3 separate regions of the Homo sapiens genome follow, and regions 2 and 3 are each linked to region 1. A link is a contact called in ENCODE Hi-C or POLR2A ChIA-PET data. All regions are on one chromosome and are shown on one strand. The core of a region is the stretch at or near the end of the contact, and the rest is flanking DNA. Distances in the headings are between cores, read along the strand shown.

Evidence for each region. Hi-C counts contacts between places; a loop is a spot of excess contacts on that map. ChIA-PET counts read pairs that join two places held with the same protein, here RNA polymerase II (POLR2A). Pooled maps may share reads with other maps.
Region 2: a loop to region 1 is called in a map with no recorded cell type, with 8 times the contacts of the local background. The contact joins two enhancer-like sites. A Hi-C loop is called at or near these places in 16 of 37 single-sample maps with no recorded cell type and 10 of 50 pooled maps. POLR2A ChIA-PET finds 5 or more read pairs at or near these places in 2 of 52 experiments (GM12878 and activated T-cell).
Region 3: a map of GM12878 shows a loop between it and region 1 (5-fold over the local background). The contact joins two enhancer-like sites. A Hi-C loop is called at or near these places in 1 of 168 maps with a recorded cell type or tissue (GM12878), 14 of 37 single-sample maps with no recorded cell type and 10 of 50 pooled maps.

What each region holds. Positions count from the first base shown.
Region 1 is chr9:109,409,419-109,412,653 of GRCh38, forward strand. It overlaps PTPN3 (protein tyrosine phosphatase non-receptor type 3), which reads right to left. Exons shown (of 26, transcript NM_002829.4): 15 at 811-997; 16 at 581-658. Among named protein-coding and RNA genes, the nearest start is that of PTPN3, 87 kb to the right of the region's middle. RefSeq lists enhancers at 1,797-1,916, 2,437-2,536. Within about 2 kb of position 1,798, at least 2 of the 41 ENCODE cell types and tissues checked have a DNase peak (open chromatin) inside an H3K27ac peak, as active enhancers do; they include GM12878, where a contact is called at or near this core.
Region 2 is chr9:110,142,421-110,145,655 of GRCh38, forward strand. All of the region lies in intron 8 of PALM2AKAP2 (PALM2 and AKAP2 fusion), which reads left to right. Among named protein-coding and RNA genes, the nearest start is that of C9orf152, 64 kb to the right of the region's middle. Within about 2 kb of position 1,696, at least 7 of the 41 ENCODE cell types and tissues checked have a DNase peak (open chromatin) inside an H3K27ac peak, as active enhancers do; they include GM12878, where a contact is called at or near this core.
Region 3 is chr9:109,966,287-109,969,521 of GRCh38, forward strand. The region is part of intron 6 of PALM2AKAP2 (PALM2 and AKAP2 fusion); the gene reads left to right. Among named protein-coding and RNA genes, the nearest start is that of PALM2AKAP2, 190 kb to the left of the region's middle. RefSeq lists enhancers at 512-611, 1,292-1,341, 1,352-1,471, 1,862-1,931. Within about 2 kb of position 1,470, at least 9 of the 41 ENCODE cell types and tissues checked have a DNase peak (open chromatin) inside an H3K27ac peak, as active enhancers do; they include GM12878, where a contact is called at or near this core.

The DNA.
Region 1 (3,235 bases), core at 548-3,047:
TTACCACTTGTTATCAGAACTTAAGAAGGTGCTATGAATCTAGTGGATAGCCAATGCCAGGCACAGAGCAGGCACTTGGCCTTCGGCAGCTGTTAAGGCCACATTAAAAAAAACCTCTCAATTCTAGGCTGGGTGCGGTGGTTCACGCCTGTAATCCCGGCACTTTGGGAGGCCAAAGTGAGTAGATTGCCAGGTGTTTGAGACCAGCTTGGACAACATGGTGAAACCCCATCTCTACAAAAAATATGAAAAAAATTAGCTGGGTATGGTGGTGCATCCCTATAGTCCCAGCTGAGGTGGGAGGATCACCTGAGCCTGGGGAGGTCAGCGCTGCAGTGAGCTGCGATCGTGCCACTGCACTCTAGGTTTGGGCGATAAAGTGAGTTTTTAAAAAAAAACAAAAAAAACCCCAAATATCTCAAACCAAACAAAAACAAAAAAAACCCCCAACTCTCAATTCTGAGGGTTGAACCAACTTCCTTATGTAGCTCAGGAATGCAGCACATTTGTAATGCAAATTAAAAACTCATTGAAAGATTGCTTCCCAGCACAAAACTTCCTTTATAAATACACAACATACCTTAAGATTAAATCCAAATTTTCCATCTTCATCTGGTGTGATACGGATCAAGACTAAGTAGCTGTCACCATTATCATTCTGGAAAACGGTTTGAAAGTGGTCATTTGCATCACATCTCTCTCCAGCAGTTGGTGATAAGATATTTTCATTTAGTTAGAGCTACTCAGCTGCCCACAAGAGGCCGGGAAGCCCTGGGTGTGTGGATCACCCGGCTGCCTGCGCTCGCTCACCTTGTCACAGTAGTACTGGCTGGCGTCCTCGGTGGAGCCCCCTTTGGTCACCCTGTGGAAGTCATCTAAGAGCTGCTGATCAACGCCGTCAGGTGAGCAGGAGCCTGGAGCATTTGAAGATGGAGACACAGAACTGGATGACTTCTGGGTCAGGTAGCTTTGTGCCGGATTGTTCTCGGATAAACTCCTTCATCATGGGGAAGGAGGAGATATTAATAACTGGGTTAATATTTTATTAGAGCAAACACTACTGACTGTAGGGGCCTGGCAGCTGGGGGCTGTATGTTTCCCTGGAACCTCAGCTGCATAGGTTGTCAGCGGGATTTGAGTACACCCAGGGCCCACTGACCACCCCTGACCGCATCTGGCCTAGACACTGTCACATGGTTTTGGGGAAAAGGGATAGGAGGCAGGGTGGATCTGGAAACTGCTGAAAACTTTGCTCCCTTCCCCGCTGCTTTAGAAGGGTGACAGGGAAATGTGTCCAGCTCCTCTGGTGGTTTCATTACTGAACCAGGCTCTGCCAGGCAAGCTCATGCAGATGCACAGCCCATCCCTTCTGAAAGCTTTTTTCCTTCTGTCTCACTTCTGCGGATGGTTCTGCTTCATAGGACTCTTGCCTCCTCAAAGGAAACAGGACTGTTGTTGTTGTGCGTTCAGGAGAATTTATATTATTCCTAGTTGGCATGATTTGCCTGTGACATCCATGAACTGCCACGCTGAGATCTTGTTACATTTTCCTCTATCGAATATAGTTTCTTCTGTATCGTGGAGCTGCACTGTCTAGTATGGTAGCCACTAGTTATATGTGGCTACTTAAATTTAAATAAATTAAGACAAGAAACCAGCCATACTTCACATGCTCACTAGCCATATGCGGCCAGTGGCTCCCGTATGAGACAGTGCAGTCAGAGAACATTTCACCACGGCAGGAAGTCCTGCTGGACAGCGCTGTCTTAGAGAGTTACAGATGATGAAAACGGAACAGAACTTTGTGGTCATTTGTTCTAACTCCCAGTTCACAGATGAAGAAGCTGAGGTCAGGAGAGGCTGAGTAACTTGCCCAGGGTCACATGGCTTTCCCCCGGCTTAGCAGACAGAAACCTGACCGATGTGCGTCCTAAGCCTTTCTTCCCTCTCCAGACCATGCAGAGCCCACTTCCAAGACCCCTATTTCTAACCCCTCAGAGTCACAGGGATTAACCATCCCTGCTGTCACTGTACAGGACAGGACCCTTGAGTCTCTGCATCACCCACACCAGCCCCTTCCGGAGCCACAGGCCCAGCACAGACACCTTACAGAGCTGATGACTATGGGGCTCTCCTACATTCTAAGACTCTGCCCCACCCTAACCTCATCCAAAGTGAAGTGAGGGGAGAAGCGCAGAGACCAAGTCATTCAGTGAAACCCAGACAAAAGACAGCTGCTACTGCCTCTTTCTTGACCTTCATTTCAAGCCCTTATCCATGGATTTTTTATGAAATTGGTGCTTCTCTTTCTCCTAGTGAGTTTAAATGAGCCTAATTTAAATATAAAATCTGTATCATAGTCACACAGAATGATTCATAATCACAATCTATTTGAATAAAATATTCAGTGACAGACCAATGGAGAAACACAGCGATACAGTAGGACAAGAGTCTGGCCTTATGGTGTCCAAGTGGCTGGTTGGGGGTAGGGTGTTATGGATGGGAAGGCATTTCAGAGACAGAGTATTTTGGAATTGAAGTTGTATACAAGTTTTCAGATTGAAAAAGCATGACTTTCACTTACGTAAAAGGAAGCTTTACAAAATTCCCCCCAAATACGGCATCTTTGCTGGGTTTCACTGTTTACAAGAGCATCACCCAGTGGCAGAAAGGGCAACTGCTTGGCAGTTACAAAACAAGTTAAAATGGTATTTCCAGTTCTCGTTCTGTCTGTCTCTGTCTCTGTCTCTACCTCTGTCTCCCTCTCTCTCCCTCCCTGCACCCCCCCAATCCATTTTTTTTTCTTTTGAGGTAGGGTAAAGCTCTGTTGCCCAGGCTGGAGTGCCATTACATGACCACAGCTCACTGCAGCCTCGATTTCCTGACTCAAGAGATCTTCCTATCTTGGTCTCTTGAGTAGCTGGGACCACAGGCATTCGCCATGTCCAACTAATTTTAATTTTTTTTTTTTTTTGAGTCAAAGTCTCGCTCTGTTGCTAGGCTGGAATGCAGTGGTGCAATCTCGGCTCACTGCAACCTCCGCCTCCCGGGTTCAAATGATTCTCCAACCTCAGCCTCCTGAGTAACTGGGACTACAGGTGCCCGCCACCACACCCGGCTAATTTTTTATATTTTTAGTAGAGACAGGGTTTCACCATGTTGGCCAAGATAGTCTCGATCTCTTGACCTCGTGATCCACCTGCCTCGGCCTCCCAAAGTGCTGGGATTACAGGTG
Region 2 (3,235 bases), core at 446-2,945, 730 kb after region 1:
CACTTAAATAGAATTTGAGTGACATTTGTTTATACAGAGGTGAATAAAAATGTATAGTCCCTGCTCTCAGGGAACTTAATGGTTCAGTAAGAGAAACAACATTAAACAAATGAGGCAATTTTATGACAGAGAAGCACAGAGACCTGTAGGAGCACAAACAAGGAAGACCATATCATTTGGAGGATAAAGAAAGTCTTCCTTCCTTAGGAAATTACTGTCTAAGCTGAGAACTGAAGGGGTAAAGTTGGGCTCAGGGTGTAGGGGAGAAGGAAGGGCACCTAAGAGAGGCTCAAAAGGAATAGAGAACTTGGCACATTTGAGATATTTAAGAGTAAGTTAATGGAAGAGATTTAAAACAAAACAGAAATAGATTTGGAGCCAGACAACCAAGAGCTCTATCAATCATGTTAAGGGTTGTAGACTTTAGAGTTTACCCTATGGTCAGTGAGAAGCCAGTGAGAGTTTTTAAAGGAGTAATTATCTGAACACAACCCCAAGCTGTCCTGCCTTCACTGTGAGTTGATGGACTAAATGTCTTCCTATTGTAATGCATCCATTTCATAGGCTTGGATTGAGCTCTTCCTGCTTATGAGCACTTCCGAAGGCAGGCGCCATCTTGGTGAACACCCTGTATGTTATGTGAGGGGCCATGCTCCCAATAGTGTGTGCATGTGTGCCCTCTGCTGATGGCACTTAGAATTAGAGACTAAAAGGAAGAAGGCCAGGGGTGGTGGTGCATGCCTGTAATCCCAGCACTTTTGGAGGTGGAGGCAAGAGGATTGCTTAAGTTTGAGACAAGCCTGGGCAACATAGCAAGTCCCCATCTCTTAAAAAAAAAAAAAAAAAGAAAAATTACCTGAGTGTGGTGACACATGCCTGTTGTCCCAGCTACTTGGGAAGCTGAGGCAAGAAGTTTGCTTGAGCCCAGGTGTTCAAGGCTGCAGTGAGCTGTGATCGAACCATTGTACTCCAGGCTGGGCAGCAAAGTGCCAAAAAAAAAAAAAAAAAAAAAGGAGAGAGAGAGAATAAAGGAAGCACCTTTGCAGGTACATGAGCCTGATTTGAAGGGGTAACTCACACAGTGCTGTAAAACACCCTTGAGGAAAGAATTAGGGGGTGGGATATCCAAACATTGTATTGAAGTTGCAGTTCAAGACCTTTTCAAATGTCTTTTCATATTGGGGTTGCCAACAGTTCTCACTTTAGTATCTGTGTCTATTATTAGATATCCTGGTTTCACTTCCAAGTTCTAAGTATGCCAGAGAAACCCAGTTAGGTGATGATTTGTTTGGTTTTTTGAGAGTTTCTGTTTTCATGCCAGATGTTGAATTTATTTACCAAGTCAGATCATTCACCCCGTGAGACCTACATTATGGAGAGTGGCAAAAGAGAAGGTGTAGTTTGCTATTAAGTTCCATAACTTGGGGTATCTGTTCATGTCTTCTAATTTGTGGAAAGATGTGATAGTTATAAATGTTACTTTTGTAAGCTGTACAGGAAGTGTTGACTTCTGCTGCTGTCTGTTTAGATAAGATTAGACATGAGGTGATCATTACATTATTATAAAGATTCTTAACTGGGTCTCTGTTCTTTCCCCTTCATTATCTGCAAATATCACAAAGGAAAGTCTTAGGAAAAATATGTTTGCGACTGTCCACACATTCTTCATGAAGCAGAGCTTGGTGGAGTGTGCCATGCTAAATTAGAGCCACATGAGGCACAGTTTCATTTGAGGTGCCCTCATTGCTCCATGGGGGAAGTCCCTGTGTCAGCATCTGACAGAAGGATTGATGATGAGAGAGCTCTCCATCAGTAGTACACAGTGCCTCTCTTTCCTGCAAGGCAGGCACCAACTGTGCAGCTTGTAGGAGCCCTTCTGGCTGTGTGAAGCTAGCTAAAGCTTATTGTGGAGTGTCCACAGATGGTTATTGTCCACCACCATATTTCTAGAACATTCTCTGGTTACAAAAGTCTAATCATGGTAGTTACAATTTATCAAGGCCTTAAAGCTGCATATAATACTAGTTATTTCACACTTGTCATTTCTTATTTTCTCACTGAATCCTCCCAACAGCCCTCTAAGATACAAATTACCTCAACTCTTGAGGCCGGATATATTTCTAGATTCAGACTTTTTCTGATTTTAGAGAATTTATAAAGTATATACTATTATTTAGAAAAGTAATACAATGAACATACTATTATTTAACACAACTGGCAGGTTCTGGGTCAACACCCTGTGATCAAATTAAATTTCTACTCTAAAACTTGAGAAGAAGAATTAGTTACATTAAGTGGGTAAAGACTAGGAGACCTTCATGTCAGCTCATGTCAGGTTTTGCTGCCAAATAAGTTATGAAAAATCTTTCTTTTCAGAGTTTTTTGGATTTGGGAATTATATATGAAGAGTTGTGGACCTGTAATAATATTCTTTTTCAAAGAATTACTACTAGAGCCCAGAGAGATTAAGTTGCCCAAGGTCACTCAGCTTGAAAATGGGAGAGCCTGGTTTCAAACTCAGGCTCTCATTTGTCTCCAAAATCCATCTTCTTTCCCCTACCTTCTCCTTCCCATTTGTTGAGCCTGCTCTATGAGGTATACAGTAATAGCTTCTCTCTCCAACCTGTAGCTCAGGTTCCCTCTACCCTTTCCCAATCTTATGCCCAACCCCTGCATTTTCCTGGGTCCTTCTTGATCCTCCTTTTAGGAGCCACTGTGGCTCTGCAATCCTTCTTTTGCGGTGGCCTGGGTGTATAAATTTGACTCTCAGGGGCCATGAAACAGTGCTTCCCTAGTGACCCAGGATGATTCCTTTCTGCTTTCAGAACTCAATTCCAATGCCCCAAATTACAGTAGGCAAAAGCACTCGGGCTGTCCAAAGATCTGAGCGGATAGCCAAGGGACTAACTTAGTCCACATCAGCCATCTAGCCTAGCTGCTCTTGTGAGTTCTTTTTGAAAGTTATTTCCCAGGAAGAAGCTCTGCCATTTACTCCAGAAACAGGTTCATTCCTTGAAAACTTCGAAAGAACTGGGTACTCAAGCAAGGAAGAAATTTTTAAATTTGAGGATGAGCAGGGATAAGTGTTCATTATTCTGTTAACTAAACATGAACATTTTTGGTGTACTAGGGTCAAAGTCAACTAAGTTAGTTGACTGGTGATCATTGAGCACCATGACTACGTACTGTTCTCCTTGCCTTTTAAAAATTGATCTTTCTGCCTTGGCCCAGACTT
Region 3 (3,235 bases), core at 220-2,719, 560 kb after region 1:
AAAAGAAAAGGGAGAGATGGAGACTAATTTCAGAAGAGCCTTGATAGACTTAAGATATCAAGGAAGAGGTGGCAAAGTGTTAAATGTTTAGCAGAATAGCTCAACCCTGGAGCCAGGTACCCTGCATTTAGTACTGCTAATGTTCTAATACCAGTACTGCTGCTTATGAGCTTGTGTGACCTTGAGTGAATGACTTAATCTTTCTGTCCTGTTTCTTCCTCTATCACATAACAATGAATGACAAAGTAGTGCCTCTCTCACAAGGCTGTCATGAAGGTTAAAGGAGTCAATATTTGTAAAGATCTTACAATAGTATTCAGCACAGAATATATGCTTGCTATTTTTTATCTTTTAAATCTGGATGGTTGGTACGTTGGTGTCTGTTACGTTATTTTTTGGTGTTTGAATATTTTAAAGCATGACCTTAAAATAATGTACTTTCAAAACAGTCTTGCTAAGCAGTGCTTCTTAAAGCTTAACATGCATGTGAAATGTTTGGCAGTCTTGTGAAAATGCAGGTTCTGGTTCAGTAGGTCTCAGGCGGTACTCAATGGTCTGTGTTTGTAGCAAGCTCCCAGGTGGTCTGGTGCCGCGGGTCTGCCGGCCACTCCTTGAGTAGCAAAGTTGTTAAGGAACGGAGTTCCATCACGGTGTTTCTAGGATTGTTCTGGTTGTCTTTTGCCACATAACAAATCATCCAAACCTAGAAGCTAAAACGAAAATGATTTATGTTCTATGCTGTTGTTGTTATTATTATCTCTTGCAGTTCAGCTATGTAGTTCTTGGGATCTGTCACAAGCTGGTGGTTAGATGTAGCTGGGGCAAGAGTCAAGAGTCATCCTGAAGGCTTCCTCCCCCTCGTGTCCGGTGGTAGATGCTGGCTGGCTGTTGGGACCTCAGCTGGGGCTGTCAGCGAGAACATCTCCCCAGGGCATCTCCATGTGGCAAGGGGCTCTTCACAGCTCAGCAGCTGTATCTCAAGACAGAGAACCAGGCAGAAGATGTATTACCTTTTCTTGCCCAGCCTCCAAGTCTCACAGCATCGCTTCTGCCACCTTCTATGTATTAGAAGCAAGGCACTAAGGCCAGCCCATATGCAAGGGTAGCGCAGTGAGACTCCGTGTCTTTTTTTTTTTTTTTTGAGACAGAGTTTCATTCTGTTGCCCAGGCTAGAGTGCAGTGGCACGATCTTGGCTCACTGCAACCTCCACTTGCTGGGTTCAAGTGATTCTTGTGCCTCAGACTCCCGAGTAGCTGTGACTACAGGCAGGCGCCACCACACCCAGCTAATTTTTGTATTTTTAGTGGAGATGGGATTTCACCATATTGGCCACGCTGGTCTCAAACTCCTGAATTCAGGTGATCTGCCCGCCTTGGCCTCCCAAAGTGTTGGGGTTACAGGCGTGAGCCACCGCACTTGGCTGAGACTCCATGTCTTGAAGGGAGAAGTGTCAAAGAATTTTTAGACATGTCTCAAAACCACCACAATGGCCTGCTTAAGGAAGCTCTGGGAGGAACAGAAAGTGGTGGATGAGTCAACCAGGGAAAGTTGACTTTGTTGTGTTTAAATTTGTGGGTTTGGGGTACCATGAAGACCACTTGAAGTTATTCTCCAACAGGCAGGATGGTGTGTGAGTATCTGAGTATCTATCTCTCACACCAGATCATAAGCTTCTTGAAAGCAAGGACTTGGTCTTTTTCTCTGCAATAGTTCTGGTGTCTACCACAGTGCTTGGCACACAAAAGTGACCCAAACAATGTTTGTTTGATGAGGGAATGAATAAATGAATGAATGAATGAATGGTAAAGGATTTAGGACTGAGGCTGTGTGGTCTGAAGAAGAAAGGATACTGGAATTCTGGAAATCTCTCCCAGAACAGTCCTCTCTGGCACTTCTCCCAGGGAGAGGGACTCCTGCATTTGCTCAGAGGCCACCATGGCCCTGGGGGTCTGGCCTGCCTGCTTTGCAACTTGAGGCCCTCGCGTACCCCATAGGCTGTGGAAGGCCTGGATCTGCTGGGAAACCTCCTTCTTCCACTAAATGGAAACTGGAATTCCAGGAGAAAGCAAAAATCAACAAGAGCTATTTTGATTATAATGATATCTCATTTCTAAGCAGCTCTCTCTATTTCCTGTTTATAGCCCAAACTGAGAGCAGAAGCGACTAGATCTCTCAGTGAAAGGTTTTCTCCGAAGACGTCTAGCTATATCATCAACAGGAAACAGTACTCTCCCAAGACAAAAGTCCCTGTCTCTGGCCACTCTGTTGGGTTTCATTGCACCCTACAAAGGGAGGTGGGAAACCTGGGTTTCTGAAAGAGGCCCTGATTTTGTGTTAGCCTTCAGCATCTACCACTTGTACCCAGCTCCCAGTCCCCCAAATTTCTGGGGACTCCATGTGAAATCAATGCACAGGAATTGTGGGGGGAAGCCCTAAGGAGTCCAGCCGCGATTTTCAGCGCGATTTTCAGGGCAGCTACATTTCACTTCAAAACTCCCAGTAAGTCTGCCACTAAGACCCCTGGAAAGGCTGGCTATGTCAGCCCTCTGTCTTCATTAGAAGAATCTCAGGATTTCTTCCAGTGACAGAACATGATCCTCAGATTCCAGGGAGTGACCCCAGACCCAGTTCCTCTCCGGGCTATAAAACTGTGGAGTGTGACACAGACAGAGAGACTGTGGTAATTTAGAGACTAAGAAAAAAACTGACTAGAAAGCAACTGAACAGAACAGCTGCAGGAATGTAAAATGCAAGACCCTCTGATCTGACAGTCTTTTCCTGCACCTCTACAAATGTGCGTGCACACACACACACACACACACACACGACTCCCAGAAAGGACCCTCTGAAGACAGGACATTTCAGCTGACATCTGAAAGATGAGGAAGGCAGCCATGCCAAGAGTATTCCAGAAAGAAGGAACAGGGTTTGCAAAAGCTCAGCAGCTCCACAGCTGCTGGTCTGGGCCAAATAGGACAGACAGCCTGTGGCTCTCCCCACACCTTGTGCTTCCTCACTCAGCCACTGTGAGTCTCCTCTCGCCTGAAACAGTCTCCCGCTCTGTCCTAACCTTCCAGCATCTTTCTCATTCACTCTGTCTCCTGAATATCACCCACAAAGGGTAGCAGTATCAGTCTTGGTCCACACACTTATGCAAGAAGTGCCACTTTGTTTTCTTTAAATCAAGTGATATCAGACTCTGTACCCCAAGGCTGCTGGTCTGGCAGGCAGTTC